Linked DNA regions of Homo sapiens: region 1 is linked to region 2. Evidence: read pairs that join two places in POLR2A ChIA-PET (ENCODE). Cell type or tissue: PC-3. All regions are shown on one strand. Links, peaks and the distances in the headings refer to the core of each region. The heading gives the core; the rest is flanking DNA.

Region 1 (2,926 bases), core at 333-2,832, 340 kb before region 2:
GTTCATAGCAGCACTATTCACAATAGCAAAGATGGACTGAACTTAAATGCTCATTGACAGATTGAATAAAGAAGATGTGGTACATATACACCATGGAATACCTTACAGCCGTAAAAAAGAATGAGATCATGTCTTTTGTGAGAACATGGATAGAAATGGAGGCTATTATCCTTAGCAAACTAACGCAGGAACAGAAAACCAAATACCACATGTTCTCGCTTATAAGTGGAAGCTAAATGATGAGAACTTATGAGCACAAAGCGGGACACAAGAGACACTGGGGTCTACTCAAGGGTGGAGGGTAAGAGGAGGGAGAGGAGTGGAAAAGATAATCATTAGGTAATGGGCTTAATTCCTGGTTGATGAAATAATCTGTAAAACGAACCCACGAATTTACTTGTGTACATACCTTCACATGTACCTCCGAACCTAAAATAAAAGTTTAAAAGAGATATTTATTAGAAATTTACTGGTGATGAGGAAGAGATGGGGTACACAATAGTGTTCAGGTAGACCACCCCTGAGGGCACAAAGCCCTCTTCCCTCTGCCTAATGTTTTTTGAGGATGAAATCTCCTTCCATGGACCACGTAAGAACAGTCTTAGTCAATGCCAAGCACACACACTTTAGGAGTTGTAGTAAGCAACTGAGATGTTGAAGGAGGGAGAAGCAACAAGATGACAATCATATCAAGACAATGACGAGGGCAGGATGAGGGTGCTAGCCACTACTTACATGATGTCTACTGTGAGCCCGGCCTGCCTTTACTTGTCTCATTACCTGTATTAACCCATTCAATTCTGATATCAACCCTTTGAGGTAGGTACCATTATTACCTACGTTTTGCATATGAGGAAACAGACACAGGTAGCTCAATGACTTGCCCAAGTTCATGTAGCAAGTAAGTGGAGGAGCTGAAGTTTGAATTGAAGCAATGAGCTTTATTGTGGTCTTGGACCCATAGGTAGGGGTGGGAACTGCTTTTGATGTGATGTGTATTTCTCTTTGCCTGCATCATATGCCCAGGTGTAGGACTAGTTATTCAGGAAGTTGTACCTGTTTGGTACTTTCATCTATCATTGTGGTCACAAATATTCGGGTGGAGGGATTTTGCTTCGTATGGGCAGTGCAGCTACCTGGGTGTGGGAGGGGAGAGGAAAGGTCCTTCCTGCTCATGTCTACCTTTCTCCTGTTCCAAAGATTTGCCCAGATGCCAATGTCCCCATGTTTACTGCCTTTTCTATGCTCAGTACTTCATTTACACTTGCCTGAGGCACCTCCTGTGTACCTTGTTTACAAATTATTGGCACAGATCTGTGGATGTTCCCTAGATAAGTCATAGCTGCTTGAAGGTAAAGGTCAGTTCTTATTCCTGTCCCTAGATTTCCCACTTCAGGGCTTTGCTCAGTTATTACTGTTAAATGAATAAATGAATGACTTTGGAACCAATGGGTAGAACTAACTAAGAAACCTCCCTCTAAAGTGGAAATACCATATGTGGTAATCAGTTAGTGCTACCAGACACTTCCATCCTCCCGCCTTCCAGGAACATGATAAAATGACATTTCTTCATCTCCTTTGAAATTGGATATGGCTGTGTAACCTGCTCTGGGAAATGAAATGTGAGTCGAAGAGATATAAGTGTTGCTTCTGGGAAAAAGGTTTGAGAGCCAGTGTGCGATTTGTCATACTCTGACATGATGGTGGTAACACTTCAGATAGTGGCTGCCCCACCAACCTGAGTCCAAGTGGCTTGGAGCAAAGCCCCTCAGTGGACTTGTGGCATGGACAAGCAGTGAATTTTTGTAATTTAAACCTCTGGGATTTTAATGCCATTTGTTTCTAGAGTATAACCTAGCTCATCCCGACTGATGTATCACAGAAGATCTTCTGGGAGACCATTCTGAAAATGAACACCACTCTTGCCAAGCATAAAGACAAGACAGAAAGTCCACAGGGAGCTTGAATTAGAGGGAAAGTCCTGCTGTTATTGGTTTAGAATCCAGTTTTTTTAATTTTTTAAATTTTTAAACTTTTTATTTTTTTGAGATAGAGTCTCCCTCTGTCACCCATGCTGGAGTGCAGTGGCGTGATCTTGGCTCACTGCAAGCTCCTCCTCCTGGGTTCAAGCAATTTTCCTACCTCAGCCTCCTGAGTAGCTAGGACTACAGGTACATGCCACCACGCCCGGCTAATTTTTGTATTTTTAGTAAAGATGGGGTTTCATCATGTTGGCCAGGCTGGTCTCAAACTCCTGACCTCATGTTATCCACCCGCCTTGGCCTCCCAAAATGTTGGGATTATAGGCATGAGCCACCGCTCCTGGCCCAGAATCCGGTTTTAAGAATAGCAGAGGAGTGGAAATGAAGCTGTAAGACTGAGTGCAATAGAAATGCTAAATGAATCTGGAAGGGTCACTTGGTCTATAAGCCATGGCTAGGGAGGTGGCAGGGAGCAAGGATGACTGACATCTAAAGCGGAGGATGGATGGGGTTGTGCGGGGGCCACAACTTGTGGTCTGTGTTCTATTCTGATCATATAATATTTTTTAAAATTTTGCATTAATTGCCATTATTTAAAAGTCCAGATTTTTGATGTGTCTGGAACAAATCAGAAGACCAGAATGATGAGATATGCTACTGCCTTTACTGTATACATGCTGCAGGTGCCTAATATCTGTGGTCAGGCCTGCTTCATTTATTGACCTGCCTAAGCCTGGAGCCCTTAGGATCAGAGACCCCTTTATGATTTAGAGGTGGGACATCTCATCTCGATCTACCTTATAGCTATTAAATGTTATTACAGGCAAAACAGTGCACTTTCCTCCTCTGGATTTTGAGAGCAATTGCTCTTTCCGGTGCTAAGACAAGAACTGTCTTATGGTCAGTTTTGAAAGAACAAAGATGCCCAAGACTTTGACACGTCT
Region 2 (2,926 bases), core at 107-2,606:
CCAGGATTTGCACCAGTGGTCCCAGGTTCTCAGTCCTCAAGCCTCAGACTTAGAGTTACAACATCAGCTTCCCTGTTTTTGAGGCCTTTAGGCTTGGACTGAGCCATGCTACTGTCATCCTAAGGTCTCTAGCTTGCAGATTATCTGCCTGGGACTTAAACTTCGTAATCATGAACCAGTTCCCCTAATAAATTCCCTCTTAGGCATCTATATCTCTATCTGTGTCTACATCTATCTATCTCTGATAGGTTCTGTCTCTCTGGAGAATCTAATATCTATATTATATTCACAAATTTAAATACGAATGGCACAACTATATTAAGGTTACATAAGTGAGGCTACATACTGCAAAATTCAAAATAAAATCAGTATCCAAAATTACACATAATTTATAGAAATTTTTTTGTATTCTTCTCTATAAAATGGGGATAACATTATCTAGGGCATTGTATTACTATCAAAATTAAATAAGATATTGCAGGAGAGTATTTAGAAGTGCTGGATGATGTTTCTATTCTTGTTATTGCTGATTTTTTTTCTTATTATTATTGATATTCATATAGTCATCTTTATGGATGTTGGAAAGGCATGGGACATCATCTGCTCCTGATTAAAACACAATTTTATTTACCTAGAAATAGAGGAATTCTTCCTAATCATATGTCCCAAGGAGCTACTACTTGTTTATCATGAGAACCTTGTACAGTGTCTGGCACAGAGTAGTTATTCAATAAAAGTTTGTTGAACCCAACGGAGCATAACAGGCTTTTGTTTTCTTCAGATCCATTTGGAAAGAAATGTAAGGAAAGATTAACTATTAATGTTGATTCATCTTTCTCCGGTTTCTCTGTTAGTAAAGATTTCCTCAAAATGACCTTACATCCTGAGTTTTCAAAACCTAATTTTAAATATTAGTTCAATTTCCCAACCCATTAAATTTTGCTTTTATAATGTTTGCTTTCAGTACTCATGAAATATACATTTTCATATTATTTATGAAACATCCTTTTCTCCTTCCTTTTAGTAATCTTAGGTAAGAAATTGTGAAGGAAAAGAAATAACTAATTCAACTGAGTTACTCCAGTGACAACTTTCTGTAGAACTTTTTTCCTGAGAAATTATCAGATTTGTATAAGGATTATATTTTTCAAAACTAAATTTTAATTAAAAAATTACTCTAAGTTTATATAAAATATTTCACTAAGAAATATATTGTATATCTTTAACTCTTAAGTCAACTCTTGTTAACATGCTCTTAGCGAATACAGAATACGTTTAAGGGTAAACAGTATTCCCAGCGAAATAACACTGTCGTGGTTTCTTCTTAAGTTGTTAAGCATTGCCACTAGATGGCAGCATCAACTTATCAATTAAGATAACAAAATTGTCTCAGGTTTCCTTTATTAATTGAAAGCATTACTAAGATGTTAGGCTTGGAATTTTGGAGGGCCGTGAAGTCCAAAGTTTGTGTGTTAAGGTCTATGCACATTTATTCCACAGGAAAGGACCGGAGCTTTCATTAGATCCTCCAAGTTAATGGCACATCAATCTTTAAAATTGCTGATATACTTTCACATTCGTATCTTTCGATTTGTGAAACTAAAATATAAAGTGAGAAAATAAATTTCCAATGACACGTAACAGAACTATGGCATATCTTTTCTAGAAACACATAGTTAAGAGCTTTTGACTCCATCATTGAACATTCTTAATAGCTCCTTATATCACATAACGATCATAAAAAAAGGCATATCATTAGCTGAAAATACTTTCTAGTCTGTCATTTGCTACTTTCCAAATAAATAAAAGTGAGTAAAATATGTATATTTTAAAAATGACTGCTTCTACCTTTTAATATCGACCACAGATTAGAATGTTTAGAATGATTTGTATTTTACTCTAATTATTCAGGAATTTAAAAATATCTAAAAAGTAACTTACTTCCTTTTCATGGGGTAATACTTACATATTAATAATAATGGTAATTGTAAAATGCTACTGTTAATGGGGGTATTGGAACACTCTTTAAGAGAAAATAATATTATAAAACTTTTTAGCAACAGGTGATGTAAGCCCTTTAAAAATTATTTTATTAAAAAAAACTTTGCAAAGTGGAAATTATTCTCATTCAAGAGATAAGAAATCCTGAGGTTCATAATAGTGGAGTGACTTTCCTGAAGCTACATGGGAGGAAATGGCAGACACAGATGTCAAATTAAATTCTGCTTGGTTCCCAAGCTCTTCTTTCTCTTTATTGAAATGTTCACAGCTTTCCTTGGCTAGGGGAGGGAGTTCCCCAACCCCTTTCGCTTCCCAGGTGTGGCGACACCCCACCCTGTTTCTGATCGCCCTCCCTGGGCTGCACCCACTGTCTAACCAGTCCCAATGAGATGAGCCGGGTACCTCAGTTGGAATTGCAGAAATCACCCGCCTTCTGCATTGGTCTCGCTGGGAGTTGCAGACCAGAACTGTTCCTATTCATCCGTCTTGCCTGGGAATCTAGTGCTTCTTAATTGTCAGCTTGTATTTAATATTGGGGCAACTTAAGGCTGTTTAGAAAGAATGGGTATCTGAGTGAAGATTGTACATTTTAGGTTTCACGGTAGAGTGACTCACTGGGCCACTTCATTGAGGAACTCTCAAAGTCAGCATCCTAGTTCCTCTTTACACTTTCATTGAGATCTGTAATCAAATACGGGCAAGTTTTTAAAAACCAGAGCTTTCATGTAATGAAAGGTATGTCTTTCTTTAATCTCAGTATTTTCACAATGGACTCTTGAGGTGATGTGTTTTCAGTGAGTTCAGATTTACATATTGTTTCCGTAACATTTTCAAAATATCTGATATCTGTTGGAATACTCTAGGTTATTCGTAATGACCAACCATCTTCCAATTTCTGAGACTTTAATAAAGAAATACATTTATT

Evidence for each region. Peaks named below come from ENCODE experiments on the same cell type or tissue, not always from the same donor. Only the 100,000 strongest peaks of a DNase experiment are listed, where the experiment ranks them.
Region 1: POLR2A ChIA-PET joins it to region 2 with 7 read pairs; 1 of 35 experiments calls an interaction of 5 or more read pairs at or near these places.

Annotation. Positions count from the first base shown.
Region 1 is chr11:57,125,615-57,128,540 of GRCh38, reverse strand. All of the region lies in intron 6 of LOC105369309 (a long non-coding RNA gene), which reads left to right. Among named protein-coding and RNA genes, the nearest start is that of LRRC55, 55 kb to the left of the region's middle. In PC-3, for the core only: no CTCF peak of the experiment used is centred there; a DNase peak (open chromatin) is centred at 1,660; H3K27me3 peaks cover 2,018 bases.
Region 2 is chr11:56,782,067-56,784,992 of GRCh38, reverse strand. No RefSeq gene overlaps it. Among named protein-coding and RNA genes, the nearest start is that of OR9G4, 35 kb to the right of the region's middle. In PC-3, for the core only: a CTCF peak has its summit at 1,380 (motif pointing right); a DNase peak (open chromatin) is centred at 1,342.